Regions from separate parts of the Homo sapiens genome. Here region 1 is linked to region 2. Evidence: chromatin loops called from intact Hi-C (ENCODE). Cell type or tissue: dorsolateral prefrontal cortex. All regions are shown on one strand. Each heading gives the region's core, and the rest is flanking DNA. Links, peaks and the distances in the headings are about the cores only.

Region 1 (8,479 bases), core at 395-8,394, 94 kb after region 2:
CACGTAGGTTTTACTGGCGCCATCATTGGGAACTCATCATGCACCCAGAACCCCACCTCTGACCCCACACCCTCTGTCCATTGCTCAGGAAGCTTTGATTGGCCATGGTCTTGGCCTTCTGTTAACCTGTAGGATGGAGTGTTTATTTTTTTCCACCTCCTACATCTTTATTCTATGTGACTATAGATACAAAGATTGATACATCTGGATGTGGCTATTCATAGGTGGGCACATAAACGCTCACAAGATTACATGAATATGTCTGTGAGCCCCGAAAATCTGAGACACAGGTCTCAGTTAATTTAGAAAGTTTATTTTTCCAGGGTTGAGGACACAGGCCTGTGACACAGCCTCAGGAGGTCCTGACGACATCTGCCCAAGGTCAGAGCATAGTTTGATTTTATACATTTTAGGGAGACATAAGACATCAATGCATATGCAAGGTGAACATTGGTTTCTTCATCTGGAAAGGCGGGAGAACTTGAAGCAAAGGCAGGAAGACAGGGAGACACTGGGAGAGGAGGCTTCCAGGTCAGAGGTAGAAAAGAGACAAATGGTTTCATTCTTTTGAGTTTCTGATTAGCATCTCCAAAGGAGACAGTCAGATAGATAGGCATTTATGTCATTGAGCAGAGAGGTGACTTTGAATGCAATGGGAGGCAAGTTGGCCCTAAACAGTTCCTAGCTTGACTTTTCCCTTTAGCTTAGTGATTCAGGGGCCTCCAAGATTTATTTTACTTTTACATGTCTATGTAAGTATTTATATACACAAAAATGTGTGGCTGAATGTGGTGGCTCATGTCTATAATCCCAGCACTTTGGGAGGTTGAAGCAGGTGGATCACTTGAGGTCAGGAGTTGGAGACCAGCCTGGCCAACATGGTAAAACCCTGTCTCTACTAAAAAAAAAAAAAAAAAAAAAAAAAAATTAGCCAGGTATGGTGGTGGGCACCTCCAATCCCAGCTGCTCAGGAGGCTGAGGCAGGAGAATTGTTTGAACCTGGGAGGTGGAGGTTGTGGTGAGTCAAGATCCTGCCACTGCACTCTAGCCTGGGTGTCAGAGCAAGACTCCATCTCAAAAACCACAAAAAAACCATGTTTCCCCAAAGACATTTCCAAACAGGAAAAGACCCTGTAAAGGCAGTTGTTATGCAAAGAATATCACCTTCTAATGCCACCTCTGGGAGCTGACACCAGCCCATGACAAATCTGTATTGGATGATGTTTGATGGCCCATCTGGGATCTCTGCCTGGGTCACTGTCTTAACTGGCTAAATCCTTGCTGCTGGGGATTCATGTCCCAGCTTTTGAAAGCTGTAAACTGAGGCGCAAGAGGGCATACATTTCCAGGGGAGACTACTAGACTTCTAACAAGTGGGTGGAAAATGAGGGAGCAGAACTTGCAGGGAAGAGAAGAATGGCAGACAGCGACCAGAGTGACAGCTGGTTCGGGACCCTGGTTTGGGATCTAAAAAGGGTTGCAGATCAGATCTTCTCTGTACGCCTCAAGAATTTTCATCTGAATGGATCAGGCCAGCTCAAATGATATGGAGGCTTATTGTAAGGATTCAGGGAAAAGACCTGGGCTTTCTGAAAACCAGAACAGTATCAGACAGCCACTACCTCCCTCGCTGCATCTCTTGGCTCTGTTTCCCCAACTCAGTCAGACTTAGAATGTTAATATGTGCTTGTCTCTGTTTTCGAGTTAAGGAGGAAAATAGGGACACACGGGATTGGGCACAGAGCTTGCTGCTTTGTTCAGATAGCACAGGGACTGCGTTAAGAAGGAGGGTGCTAATCTAGGGTTAGGGTGCATGTCTAGTTCCAGGGTATGGAGAGGTGTAAAAGTGGCAGGAAGGGCAGAAAAAGTCTCTTGAGAAGAGCAGATTGAGTTGGTACCATCTTCTGTCTCCTAGGAGTGAAGGCTTCCTGTGCTCCTGATGAAAATGACACGGAAGTGCGGCACAATGAGAGATAGACAGCTAAAGAGGACACCAGGCCTCTGGGACCTCAGGCTCAGGGATGTGGAGAGGGAAAGCCCCTAGCTAGGGGGAAGGGGCTGGAAAGTGTGGAAGGGGCAAAGAGGAAGAAGGCTCTGCAGGGGCAGCTGGATAGGAATTTCATCTGGTAGCTAGGTTCCCAAGTAAGATCATACTCGAGTGTGAGTCCTAACTTGTCTATTTCCAGGCTCTGGGATACTGGTTGCCTAGATCCTCTATTCTCTTTTCTTCCAATCAGCTTCCCCTGGAAGACTCTTAATTTTGACTCAAACCTAATTTTACCTTCCTAAGGCTGGTGGTTGCTACGAAGCCAATACTGGCTTCACATGCAAGGTCTTGGACTTAGGAAGTCCAACACAATGCAGTGACCATTTCCATGGGTCTCTGTTTCTGTTACTGAGAAAGACAGATTGATTCATGCTGCCTGGGGCAGGAGTGTGTCCCTAGACTAGATGGAATTGGGCAAGGTACTGGGTCACCTGTGAGTCTGGGAGGGAGGCCCGTCTCAAAGAAAGGACCAGGCTGTAGATAGGGATCCCAGGGCATCTAGTAACACTTGGGTCTTGTCACTGGGTTGAAATCTGCTATTGCGCTTAACTCGTTGATCAAGTGCAGTTTTTTCTTGGTCCATCTATAAAGTGGGACTGAAAAGAAAGTGACAAAAGCCAGACATTCTCAGACCAGTGGACATTCTCTCAAAGGAGAATTGACGCATCTGGCAGCAAAATCACTGCATCATCCTCCTCCCCCTTCTCTCCCCATTCAGGCTACTACTTTAGACAGTCGCTGGAAGCAGGGGACATCATTTGTGTTTATTTGTTCACTTCAATAAGCTGGAGGGTGGATGTGGCATGAGGACCATTCTCTGTGTTGAGGAAGGAGGGGAACAAACACATTTTTGATTTCTTGGTCACCAGATTTTTCCATGACCAATGTCTACTAGAAAACTGCAAAAAGAGAAACAATAAAATATGTGTCTTCTCATTATAAGTTCAGAAACGATGTACAGAAACAGAAATCCCAGAACTCTGTGGGTGGGTCTGAGTAATTCTTGTGGCTGGTACAGGAAAGAGTAGGTAGCTTCTGTCCCCCTCTGTTTCTCTCTCTTTTGATATCTGTGTCTGTCTATATCTTTGTCTCTCTCTCTTTTTATACACCTCTCCTTCCCACCCCCCTCCCGCTTTCTCTGCACCTCTCTGTCCTTCCCTCTTTCTCTCCGTTGCTCTCCCGCCCTCTCTCTTTTGAGACAGGGTCTTGCTTGAGACACACACGACCCTCTCTCTGCCCAGGAAGTTAAAGGGGTGACCCCAGGCCAAAGCTTGCTGACTTTTTTTTTTTTTTTTTTTTGAGTTGGGGTTTTGATCTCGTCGCTCAGGCTGGAGTGCAATGGCGGTGGTCTTGGCTCACTGCAACCTGTACCTCCCAGGTTCAAGCGATTCTCCTCCCTTAGCCTCCCAAGTAGCTGAGATTACAGGTGCCCGCCACCACAGCCTGGCTGATTTTGTACTTTTAGTAGAGACGGTGTTTCACCATGTTGGCCAGACTAGTCTGGAGCTCCTGACCTCAGGTGATCTGTCCGCCTCGGCCTTGCTGACTTTTGATTAATGACATTGTAGAGCTTTAGGCATTGCTGACACTTTTGAGGCAGGAGCAGTTCCCTAGAGTTGATGGTGGCCAGCTTTAACATGCTCCTGCGCTGTACCTCGTGGAAAGGTGGACGAAGGCTTTGGGAATACTACGACGGTGATTCACATCCCAGTGTTTGCAGTAGGCATGCTCAGTTCAAGCTGAGGCTCCACTGCAACCCTGCTGAGTGCTGTGTTACCTTGGACAAATCCGTCAGCCTCTCTTTTGCTTCTTCACCTGTGAGACGGGGCTGAGGTTAAGACCTACTTCTTAATACCCTAGTAAGGATTCAGGGTGAAAATGCACAAGAAATACACAGTGGCTGGGTGTGGTGGCTCAGGCCGGTAATGTTAGTACTTTGGGAGGCCGAGGCAGGTGGATCACCTGAGGTCAGGAGTTCGAGACCAGCCTGGCCAACATGGCGATTCCCTGTATCTACTAAAAATACAAAAACTTATCCAGGTGTGGTGGCGGGTGCCTATAGTCCCAGCAACTTGGGAGGTTGAGTGACAGAGGGAGACTCTGTCTCAAAAAAAAAAAAATAAATAAAAAAAGTAGTGCATAGCATTGCAGATGCTCCCTAGATGCAAAGTGTTGCTGGAGTGGAAGGTGGAAGGTTAGGGACCCCCAGCATCCTCGGTCTGGGACGAGGAGTCCACACTGAGAAACATCCGGACCAGCACTGCCTCAGGAGTGTCAGCGGAGTCAAAGATGCAATTTAGCATTTGCTGGTAGCCACACTAAAAAGTAAAAAGAAACGGATGAGATTAACTGTAATAATAAACTTCCTTTGAGATAGTCTTAATATATTTACATTTTTAAACATAGCAATATATTTTATTTTTATATATTATTAAATGTCTTTCTAACATGTAATCGATATAAAAATAATGAAATATTAATATTAATGAGGTGTTTTATATTCATTTTCTTCATCATGTCCTGAAAACCCAGTGACTATTTTATGTATACAGCCCATTTCAATGAGACTAGCCACGGGGCTTTGTAGCCATATCGGGCTTGTGGCCATTGCGCAGGGCAATGCAGGTCTTGACCCCTGCAGGGGATGGGTGGAGAGACAGAGGGTACTGTGGCTAAACGTGGTGAGACATTCTGGGTTGTGCTAAACTGGGTTACTCAAGGTTAGAATTTTTTTCCTCAACCCGGCTTCCCCAACCTTTTTCTCTATTTGTTTGTTTTTTGCCAGGACTACAAGTCTGAAAATTCAACCCTCCTCCCCGGTGCCAAGAACAGCCTGCAAGACTCCGTAAGTAGAAGCATTTTGCTGAACAGATTAGATTTTGAAACTACTTTTGCATCCTTTTCAGCCTCTTTGGTCTCCGTCATCAATCACCGGGAATGGTTTTTACCTGAAACTGATCTTGCTGGAGAATTAACTGGGTTTGAGGGGAATAAATTTTCCAGAGCACTTGCACAATTTCTATCACTTGGGCCGTATTCCCAGCCTCTGGTACATGGTGTGAGAGCTGTATTCTGTCCTCTAAAAAAGACCAGGCCCACTTGGTGGACAGATCCGGGGCACAGTGGTTGGTGACAAGGCTGCAAATTGGTCCCTCTGCGCCCTGGTGTGACGGCCCCAGGTTGTGGGAGCACGTGAAAGAAGTCGAATGTCATTGGGTTGTCTTCCTAGTAAGGACAGGAATGCTTACTGAGTGCTCTGGGGTCCTGCATCATGGCATTGGGCTTGGAGTCACTGGGGTACATAACCTGGGATGATGGCAGTGAATTCCCGTGTATCCCTCATCTGTCACCCACGAATAACAGTGGCCAGGAAGTTCCCTGCACAGATACTTCTGAAATCACTCATGCACCGCCTCTCGGCAATGCAATCATGGTGTGGTGCATTCCCCAAGTGTGACCTGTTTGTGTATTGTTGGTGACCTTGGGATGGCACCTTCAAGTGGCACACAGACTGTTGCTGTTTGGTATTCATCATTATGTATTTCATTTTATGATGATTTTCTCTTTATAGCCATCACTACTAGCTTTCCGTTAATGGCAGTGGTATGAAATTTCCTTCAAAAAAAGTTTAACATAAAGTGAGTTGACTCAAAGACAAAAAATGATATGGAAATAACAGAATGGAAATCGTAATGTAGGTATGGTGAGACATTGTGATAGTGGTAAGTGAAAGGCTGAGAGTAAATTCTTTTATCAAAAGATGTTCATGGCTAGGCCTAATGGATCACACCTATAATCCCAGCCCTTTGGGAGGCCAAGGTAAGAGGATTGCTTGAGCTCAGGAGTTGGAGACCAGCCTGGGCAACATCTCTACAAAAAATAAACAAATTAGGCCGGGCACGGTGGCTCACACCTGTAATCCCAGCACTTTGGGAGGCTGAGGTGGGCTGATCAAGAGGTCAGGAGATCGAGGCCATCCTGGATAACATGGTGAAACCCTGTCTCTACTAAAAATACAAAAAAAAAAAAAAAAAATTAGCCAGGCATGTTGTCAGGTGCCTGTAGTCCCAGCTACTCAGGAGGCTGAGGCAGGAGAATGGCATGAACCTGGGAGGCAGAGCTTGCAGTGAGCCAAGATCGCGCCACTGCACCCCAGCCTGGACGAGAGCGAGACTCCGTCTCAAAAAAATAAAAAAAAATAAAAAAAAAACAAAACCAAATTAGCTGAGCGTGGTGTTGTGCGCCTGCAGTCTCAGACACTCGGGAGGCTGAGGTGGGAGGATTGCTTGAGCCCAGGAGATGGAGGCTGCAGTGAGCTATGATTATGCCACTGCACTCCAGCCTGGGCAAACAGAGTAAGAGCCTGTCTCAAAAAAAAAAAAAAAAAAAAAAAGTCTGCTTGGCCCTGGGCCTTGTCCATGAGTGTGCTCTGTATTTGGAATGTTCCCTCCTCTTTATGCACCAAGCTATACTGACCCTTCGTGCAAACTGGAATCTCTAAGGGCCCACTGCTTGGTGTAAACTGGAATCTGTAAGGGCCCACTGCTTGGTGCTTGTCTATTCCCCCAAAATGACTTTCCAGGCTGGATTTTTATAATAAACCTCATTAATGGATCATCTGAAAGTAGTGTTTACCTGTGATGCCAAGAAGAAGAGGAAGAAGAGGAAAGGGATGATGAAAAATGACAACCACACACCCAACTTTCTTATCCCACTTTTCAGTTGACCAAATGTTTGATCTCTGTTCTTTTAACATCCTCTCAATGACTCCGTAAGGTGTGTGCTGTTTTTATCCTCATTTTGTGGCTTAGGAAACCAAAACTCAAAGTAATTGCCCATGGTCACACAGCCTGGACTTACCCTCTGACCCACCTGCATCAGTGGAGTACCAGGAGTCTTGCAGCTTCACATCAAGTCTGTGAAGTATTCTTCCCATTTTGGATAGATGGAAAAATGATGTATGAAGCACGAAAGTATTGTATTGGCTGTCTCTTGCCCGTGACAGTTACACTGAACTTAGTGACTTCTAACAGCAGACTTTCATTATCTCACAGTTTCTGTGGGTCAGGAATCTGGGAGTGGTTTGCTTGGTGGTCTGGCTCAGGGTCCCATGTGAGCTGGGGCTGCTGTCTTCTGAAGGCTGGAGTGGGGCTAGAGGGTCTGCACCCAAGGTGTTTCACCTAACAGCTATTGTCAGGAGGCCACAGAGCTGCTTGAGTGTCCTCAGGACATGGTGGATGGTGTCTGCCAGGGTGAGAGATCTGAGAGATTAAGAGCAAAGTAGAAGCCACATGGGAGGATGGGAGTGAATTCCTGTGTATCCCTTAGATGATGTAGCCTCAGATGTCCTATGCCATCGCCTCTGCTGTATTCGATCAGTCATACAACGGAATCCTCGGAAGACTGTGGGAGCATACCATACAAGGGCACGAGTACCTGGAGGAGGGATCATGCGGCCATCTTGGAGTTTGGCTACCACACTCTTCATAATCTTGAAATAACTATGTCTTGCAGTTCCACCCAGGATGCTTGTAATGTCACACTGAGTCTATGGAAAGAAAACAAAGATACTAAACACATTTTGCAGATGGGGAAATGAGGCGTGGAGCAGGAAAGTGACTTACTAAAGAGCCTTGATATTGGTGGCACAGAAGCTTTTGAAGGGAAAGTAGTTGAAAAAGTTAATTGCCCACAATAGGATCAAAGGTGTCTGAGATGGCTCCATTTCCCCAGTGCTTAGAATAGTGCCTATGCCTGCTAGATTTTTAGCTCTCTTGGGTTGGGTCAGGTATTTCCTGGCCCCCAACCTCACTCATGGAGGCTGATGTGTTCTCTCTAGTGGAAGGGATGATGGTATCCTGCTGGTTTCTCCTCTGGAGGCTGTAGAGTCTTCTAGGTTTGCAGAGATTCAGGCTGTGAGGATCCAGTTGCCTTAACCTGCTCCTCCATCTCCACCCTCTGACTGTAGCAGGGCTGCTGAGCTGGGTCCTTCTGGCTGGACTCTCACAGGTCAGCTTCCTGTCTTGCCTTGGAATGTGTCATGGGTAGAAGCAGTCATTTTGACGACCTCTACTGGAGGCAGCATATGTTGGCCTGACCATCTCTGGATGGCAGATTGCCTCACATTCACATGTGTCAAAATGTAAAATGTGTTCCATCTTTGGTCTAGCAATTACACTTCTGGGAATTTGCACCTTGGAGATGATTGTACAAGTGTGAGATGTGTTTGTATATTTATTAAGGAAATGATTGTAGTAGCACAAATAATTTTTAAAAAGATGTACCCTCAATATCCCTCAGTAAGGGATAGTTTAAGTCAATTGTGTATATCCATAAAGTCCAATTCCAAGCTGCTGCTAGGATTTTGTGGTGAGGATTTATGTTTATTGACTTGGAAAGATGCACATGACATACTGTTGAGTGAGAAATACA
Region 2 (8,479 bases), core at 180-8,179:
TCAGATATGGTCCCGTTGGCAAAGTGTCTTATCAGCATTTCTTAGTGCAGCCTCTAATTCCATAAGCTTTTTGCGTGGTAACTTCACCACACAGTTGACTCAGAGGCTAACTGGTCTCCCAGCTTTCATCCTATACTTACGAATTGCCTTTCAGATTATAGCTTTTTCTCTAGTCTACCTCACATAGATCCCAAACTCCAGAGAGATGTCATGTAAGGACAAGGAATTATGGCTGGGAGAAGTTAAGCCCAGTGGTGCCTCTTCATGGGCAGGCATCATAATTTTGAAGTTTTACAGCAATGACTTTCAACATTCCATGAGCCTGAAAAAAGAAAACACGGCCAGGCGCGGTGTTTCACCCCTGTAATCCCAGCACTTTGGGAGGCCGAGGTGGGCGGGTCACCTGAGGTCAGGAGTTTGAGACCAGCTTGGCCAACATGGTGAAACCCCATCTCTACTGAAAATACAAAAAAATTATCTGGGTGTGGTGGTGGGTGCCTGTAATCCCAGCTACTAGGGTGGCCGAGACAGGAGAATCGATTGAACTCGGGAGGCGGAGGTTGCAGTGAGTTGAGATTGCTCCACTACATTCCAGCCTGGATGACAAAACGAGACTCTGTCTACAAAAAAAAAAAAAAAAAAAAAAAGAAAAAATAAAATTATCAATTATCTATTCCCCAGCCAAGCAGGCTCCCACATTTCTAAATGAATGAATAGCAGACAAACTATGCGGACGCCCTGTCGATCTAGTGGAAGGGTTGGTGAGGAGTGGTGGGGAGGCAGGCTGAATCCTGGGGGAAGAGGGTTTGTCTCTGGAGGCAGATGGGCTGGATTCAAATCCAAGGCTGGCTTTGGCTAAATTACTTTAACCTTGCAGTCTCGTTTTTCCCCTCTGTTAAATGAAGGCAATTATAGCATCTTCCTCCTAAGTTGCTCAAATATTAAATGAGATGATGCCGTCAAATCTCCAAACACAGTTCATGGTGTGTGGGTAGTACCCAGTGAATGTTAATCTGATGATTACTATTATTATTTTAGAGACAAGATCTTGCTCTGTCACCCAGGCTGGAGTGTAGTGGTGCGGTCACAGCTCCCTGCAGTCTCAAACTCCTGGGCTCAAGTGATTCTCCTGCCTCAGCCTCCCAGTACATGCTGGGACTACAGGCATTTGTTACCATGCCCAGCTAATTTTTATTTATTTATTTTTTTTGTAGAGATGGGTCTTGCTATGTTGCCCAAGCTGGTCTCGAACTCCTGGCCTCAAGTGATCCTCCCACCTTGGCCTCCCAAAGTGCTGGGATTACAGGCATGAGCCACCATGCCCAGCTCACTATTATTATTATTATTATTATTATTAATTGTTATGATTACTGAGGAGACAGGTAAGCAGCTACAATTTAGAGTGACCAGTATGGCCGGCAGAAGGTGGTTGTAGGGTTAGCTAAACTAGGGGAAGAAATCAAGAGAGGCTTCCTAGAGTAGGGGGTGAATGAGATGGCATGGAGGCAGCAGCTTTGGGCAGAAGGATTAGAATATCCTCAGGAAATCTTTAGGAAGAACGGCAGGGATGCCTTTCACCCCATGAAATGGAGAGATGGTCCTCCCGTCCCTGTGTGACTTCTGTGCTGGTGTGTCCCAGTGGATGGGGACACTGTAAGGGTGGGATGTGGACACTGTAGGGGTGGGATGTGGAGAAGGCTCCTGATCATTCTTCCTCGGCTTGCCTGAGGGTCAGGGGGTGGACATGGAGGTTGGACCTCAGGCTCCGGCCCCTAGTGTCCCTGTTCTGGAAGCCCCCTGCTCTGCTTCTCTGGGTCTGGCTGGAGACCTGCCTTTTGTTGCTGTTACTGTAGGTGGCAGCAGAAGCCTGACAAAGTCCATCTTTGCAGGGCAGCGAGAGGGGAGAAAATGCAATCAGGTCCAAGGCGCCTCCAGCCTCTGTTATCTCTGCAGTGGTTAGGCTGGGAGTCGAAGGGGTTAGAACAGGCAGCAACCATATTAACAGAATCCTCTATTGAGTTATAGTCTGTCTGCAGATGTCTGCAGAGTCTGCAGTGCACCAGAGCCTGCCCCCGAAGGCTGGAACTTTATCAGACCATCTCCCGTCAGTTCCAGACTCTTCCGCGTCTCAGGGGACCCTGAGAAATAGCCAGGGCAGGGAGACCAGAGCACAGGAGCAATTCTGATTGAGATCTTGAACAATACAGTCCCTAGAAAGATGGACTCCCCCTGCAGAGGAAATTCTGATCTTGCTACAACGATTGCTTGGATCATTCTATTTAGACGTGTCCAATACACATCTCTCCTAAAATATTTCCTCTTTCTTCCCTGGGGCTTTTCAGATGCCCCATGCAAGTGTGGAAGCTGCATTTCAGCTGGGGAAACAGGGCACAGGAGAGAAGGGTGCAGGCTCTGGAACCACACCCCCAGGGTGGAGCCGCAGTTCTGCCATTGACTGCTGTGTGACTTCCGGCAAGAGAATTAACATCTCTGTGCCACAGTGTCCTCCTCTGTGCAGTACCCCATGTATCTTTGCACTTATTTTTGTTCTTATAGGAAGATCCAAGAGGACCTCTGGTATTACGGACAGAGAGTTGTACCCGTGGGAAGTAATTTCACCACTGTCCCCCACTCTTGAATCTCCCTCACCCCTCTTCTTTTTGGAATAGGTTTACTGAGATATAATTCACACACCATATAATTCATCAATTTCAAGTGTACAAGACACTGGTTTCTTTCTTTGTTTTGTTTTTGTTTTTTGAGACGGAGTCTTGCTCTGTCGCCCAGGCTGGAGTGCAGTGGCGCATGGCGCAATCACGGCTCACTGTAGCCTCTACCTCCTGGGTTCAAGCGATTCTTGTGCCTTGGCCTCCTGAGTAGCTGGGACTATAGGTGTGAGCCACCACACCAGGCTACTTTTTGTTATTGTAGTAGAGATGAGGTTTCCCCATGTTGGTCAGGTTGGTCTTGAACTCCTGACCTGAGGTGATCCATCTGCCTCGGCCTCCCAAAGTGCTGGTATTACAAGCATGAGCCACCATACCTGGCCAAGACAATGGTTTTAAGTATATTCAAAGTTGTGCAACCATCTCCACCATCACTTTTAGAACATGTTCATCCCCTCCCCAAAGAAACTCTCTACTCTTAAGCTATCAAACCCCTATTGTCTGGTCCTCCCAGCCCCTGGCAAACACTCATCTACTTTCTATCTCTACAGATTTGCCTGTTGTGGCCATTTCATATAAATAGCCTCCTTTCTTCTTTGCTGAGGCTCAGCCATGCCCCTCTTCTCATCATGGTGAGGAGAGCTGGCTTACCCTTTGTCTCTGGGGGGCTGGTTTGGGGCCCCTCCAGCCCCTTCCTGGCATCTGGAGCAGCATCTCCAGAGGGCGATGGCTGGGGGCGGAGGGAACTTGCCAACCAGCCTCATTGCTCACAGCACAAGCAGCTTGGCTCAGGATTACTCATTTCAAACTCGATTTGAGGCTCTGCCAAGAGCAGCAGCACCCCTGGAGCATGTCACCTGATTATTCCTACCCCTTCCCTGATCCCTGAGAGCCCAGAGCACAGAGCAGGCCGCCTCCCAGGACCCAACAGCTGCCAACTTTGAGGCAGGGCCTGCCAGGAGCCTGCTGGGCCTCGGACTTGGCTCTGCAACGCTTGCCCAGCCTGGCCCAGGCTCCTGGATAACAAGGAAACCTGGGGCTTTTGTCTTCAGGCCATTGAGAAGCAGTTTCCTGCAGTAGGGCCAATGGCATTGACCTTTCTGACCAAGAGCTGAGGCAGTCACTGTCCACACACGCACGATCATAAAAATGCCTCCATTCACAGATAGGCTCTGCTGACGCCCTCCACGCGCCTGGTGGGTTGGATTGTCTGTTACTTATCATCAAAGGGGAGGGCCCGGTTTGGCTCCCAGCAAGTAAACCAGGCACAAGCACACAAGAGCAGATGTACTGTCTACCATTTGCTGAGCATTTGCTAGACACCAGACACTGCCATAGGCATTAACTTCCATAATCCTCCCTGCAGCTCTGTGGGGAAGGAACCCTCACCAGCCCCACCTTCAGAGGAGGATGCGGAGGCTTGGGAAGACCAAGGGAGTAACTGGCCATGAGCGGTGACGTTGGAGCTGGCATGAGGGCTTGCTGACCCCTGTGGAGAAGGAAGGAGGCCATTCCAGGAAACTTTCAGACTAGGCAGATCTGTAGAGACAGACAGTGAATCCCTAGAGACAGTGAATCAGTGGTTGTCCTAGGGGCTGGGGACGATGGGTTTGGGAGGTGAGAGCTGAAGGGTGCAGGTTTCTTTGAGGAGTGATGAACGTGTTCTAAAGCTGGTCAAGGCGCTGGTTGCATAGCCCTGTGGATATACCAAACACCACTTGAGATGGGCACTTTCAGTGGGGGAATTGTGCAGTGTATGAGTTATAGCTCAGTAAAGCTGTTATTAAAGCAAGCAATGAAAGCTTGACATTGTAGGCTGCATAAACCTCTTGTATGACCCCTTCTTGCCCCCTTCTCCTCTACTTAAAACCTGGAATTTCCACCTCTGTGCTTAACGCAGGGGGCGTTGGGATAACCCTGAACTGTAGGTGGCAGAAACCATTGAACCAAAGCCTGCATTTTCCCTGCTTGGTGCCTGTCGTCTTATTCTGCTTCTATTGCTGCTCCTAGAATCCCAGAGTTTGTTCTATCTCATATTTCAGACTCCAGCTACACATTTTTATAGGGTGGTAGAGAATTGGGGGTGGGTTTAGTGTCTGAGCAACATTTGCAGCCTGAGATTCCAGGGGTGCCCTATGTGGGTGGGCAGAGAGTCCCACCAGAAGCCCTGTCTCCTGCAGCCCCTCTTACCCCTCACAGTGGTCTGGTTTTTGGGAGGAGCTTACATGCAACTACATCAGGCACTGTGCTGAATACTGTCTTCCCTGGGTGAGTGCCTGTGTCTTATCACATACAGAGTATGTCTCTCCTTTCCAGCCTTGAATTGTGTGACAAAAGATACCATCTTACATTGTCCAGGAAGCGGGAGAGGGAAGAGAGACCCATTCTGCCACACTTGTGAAGTCCATGGCTTTTGGAGGGCTGCTTGGGGATACCCCTGGCAGCTGTCTGGTACCTTCTCCCTAGACCGTGGTTTGCGTGTGTGTCTAGAGGGATGAAGCCTCACCCTGCCATGACATTTCTACCAGCAAACAGAGCCCACTCTCACCCTTCCATCCCTGCTCAAAATCTCTCTGCTATAGACTTTTTCTCACCCTCCCCTCCCGCATTGACCCAGATTGTGTGTATATCAGTTAGGGAAGGAGGGAAGATGATGCCTGGATTTCAGGGTATCTCTCAGAGTCCTAGACTCTGAAACCTCACCAGAAATGAGGAGCCCTTCCCTTGCCTTTGAGCCCACACTGCCTCACACACCTCCTCCTGCTGGTCTGCCAAGCTTGCTTTGAAATCATTAATGTGCCTGTCTTCACAGTGTTCCGGGAACTTTCTGAAGGCAGGGTTCCCAGTGTCCTCCCACCTCTCCTACACCAGTACTGAGCACTGTGCCTGCACCAGCAACTTGCTCCAGCCACATTTGCGAGAATAGGATGCTTGGCAGCCTGCAGGCACAGAGACGTAAGTCGCGGATAGCTCCTCACAGGTCGTCCTCTGTCCTTTCTCTCCCTCTCTGTCCTTCTCTGACTCCGTGGACTCTAAACCCCAATCCTTTCTTGGTCTAGTCCCAGCCTTCCAAGTTCAGGTACGTGAACCCAGACCAGAGAAAAACAAACAAATTAGGAATGTCCCCAGTGCAAAATGAATATAAATAAGTACACAAAGGCTTCTGCTCACCCTGCAGCTGCCCACACACTGCTCTGGAGGTGCAGCCAGCCTAGCTCAGCTCCATGGAAGTTAATGATAAATTAAACCTATTAATCACCCCAGGCAGTGGGGCTGGCCTGATCACAGAGAAGGTGGGCTATAGACTGGAGATGACGCCACAGAGAAGGGAGTGAGGTGTGGGTTACGGCTTCCCCAGGGACATCTTGATCTCCAAGACCCCTTCTTTCTTGAAATGTTGAAAGTTTTACCAGTCTGCTCTGTTGGGTACGACCACTGGGTAATTCAGGAGCTTCCACCTTGGGAGTGGGGTCTAAACTCTTCTCCAGCTATAGATCCTTTTAGCATTTTGATACCCTCCATTTGCATTTCCCCCTCCACCCACTCCAATCTGGAGTCCCCCCTACTAGTCTTTCTTCAAGTCTTGACTCAAAAGCCCCGTCTCAGAGACCACCAGATCTCAAAGCCTATTCTGTTCTCTACCTTTTTGTTTTCTTCATAATGGACCCCTGGAGCTTGGCTGCCTGGGTTCAGATCCAGGCTCTGCTGTTGGTTGTGTGCAGGCTCTCTGTGCCTCAATTTCCCTGCCTGTAAAGTGAGGTTGATAAGTAGCTACTTGGGTTGTGGTCAGGATGAAGAAAACAAATTCGGGTGTGTGAATTAGAATGATGCCTGGCACCGAATAAGCAACACCAACCACTGCGGCCACCATGACTGTCATCACTGCTGTTGCTATTATTATACCATTTGCCATGATTGGAGATGGTTTCCTTTATTTGTTGCTGTTGATTTTCTCTCACTGCTCCCCAAGCAGAATGCAAGCTCCATGCGAGGAGGGATTGTCTTGGCTTTGTTCCCCCCAGTTTCTCCATCAGTGGGTGGCACACATAGGTGTTCAGAAAACATGTGGTGCATGAATGGGGGTTGGCGTGGGAATGGGAGAGAGCAGGCAGCTTCCCAGTGGGCTGGAATTGGCAGAGAGCCACGTACTCTGTTTTCTGGGTCTGAAGACAGCATCTGTTGTGGGTTGAATTGTGTCCCCCACCACAAGATATGTTGAAGTCCTAACCCTTCATGCCTGTGAATGTGACCTTATTTGGAAATAGGGTCTTTGCAGTATAATCCAGTTAAGATGAGGTCATACTGGAGTGGGGTGGGTCTTAATCCAGTGACTGGTGTCCTTATAAAAAGATGAACTTTGGAAACAGACACACACAGAGGAAAAAGGCCATGTGAAGACAGAGGCAGAGGTGGGAGAGGTGCAGCCACAAGCCAATGAACCCCAAGGATCGCTGGAACCACCAGAAGCTGGGAAGACGCAAGGAGGGTCTCTTCCTAGAGCCTTCAGAGGGAGTGTGGCCCTGCTGACACCTCCATCTTAGAGTTCTGCCCTCCAGCATGAGAATGCTTATGTGTTGTTTTAGGCCATCTGGTTTGGGGTGATTTGTTATGGCAGCCCTGGGAAGCTCACATGGCATTGACCCATGAGCAAGGTGTCCCATCAGGAGTGGGGAAAAATGTAGAAGGGAAACCCCCATGGACAGTCCCCGGCCCCTCTGACATGCTAGTTTTCTATTGCTATGGAACAATAGTATGCAAACTTGGCAGCCTAATACAACATAGTAAAGTTTCTGTGTGCTGGGGGTCTGGACGTGGTTTAGCTGCATCATCTGCTTCTGAGTCTCACAGACTGCAATGCAGGCATTGGCCAGGGCGAGGGTCTCATCTGAGGCTCGTCTGGGTGGATGCAGTCCTTTGTGTCTGTAAGTCTGAGATCCACTGACATTGCTCAGGGGCCACCCTCAGCTCCTTGCCAACTACCTGCATCTCCCCACTCCAATGCGGCCACTTGTTGCATCCCAGCTAGCAGCAAGGGTGAGAGAGAGACAGAGTCTCCTAGCAAGGTAGATGCTGCAGCCTTCCTGTGGGCATGAATAGAACATGTGGCTGTGTTCTATTCATTAAAAACAAAGTACAGGTCCTGCCCACTCCCGAGGTCGGGTGGGAGATTGCACAGAGTGATTGCACAGAGTGCCACACCCAAGATGGTGGCGGGGACTGCACAGAGCAGTTGCACAGAGTGCCACACCCAAGATGTTGGGGGTGGGGGGACTGCACAGAGCGATTGTACAGAGTGCCACACCCAAGATGGTGGGGAGGACTGCACAGAGCGATTGCACAGAGTGCCATACCCAAGGTGGGGCGGGGGAGATTGCACAGACTGTGACCACCAGAAGGTGGGGATCACAGGGCCAGCTCACAGTATGTCCCTGCAGTCAGGTTGGCAGAAGTCGAGAGCTGACATTGCCTCTGGAATGTGGTGGGACTGTATTCCTCATGGTCAAGTGGACCCGGAGGCTGTTCCTACGGCAACCACCCACCTGGGGGTTCTGCCGCGTCTCTCCAGCATAGGAACCCTCTACGTCTTTGCCCACTCATCTCAAGCAGTGGATGTACTTAAACTCCAGGGTCCTATTGTTAACTGGACTTCCTTCCCTCTCACTTACACCCTTACTCAGTCATGTTGGACACTAGCTGTGTCTCAGGTGCTGGAAATATAACGTGGAGTGAAAACTGGGTCTCAGAGGCACAGTGTGAGATGTAGACATGAAATAGCCGCACACTTCCCGACATGCGATCCCCCACTGGGATTT

The links. Peaks named below come from ENCODE experiments on the same cell type or tissue, not always from the same donor. Only the 100,000 strongest peaks of a DNase experiment are listed, where the experiment ranks them.
Region 1: it touches region 2 in a loop (2.5-fold over the local background); 13 of 110 quality-filtered maps call a loop at or near these places.

What each region holds. Positions count from the first base shown.
Region 1 is chr16:5,594,070-5,602,548 of GRCh38, forward strand. LINC01570 (long intergenic non-protein coding RNA 1570) reads right to left here. Exons shown (of 3, transcript NR_110902.1): 3 at 7,100-7,595. It also overlaps a transcript of RBFOX1 not described here. Among named protein-coding and RNA genes, the nearest start is that of LINC01570, 18 kb to the right of the region's middle. In dorsolateral prefrontal cortex, for the core only: no CTCF peak of the experiment used is centred there; no DNase peak of the experiment used is centred there.
Region 2 is chr16:5,500,695-5,509,173 of GRCh38, forward strand. It overlaps a transcript of RBFOX1 not described here. Among named protein-coding and RNA genes, the nearest start is that of LINC01570, 110 kb to the right of the region's middle. In dorsolateral prefrontal cortex, for the core only: a CTCF peak has its summit at 1,852 (motif pointing right); DNase peaks (open chromatin) are centred at 1,877, 3,547, 3,887 and 5,517; H3K27ac peaks cover 810 bases.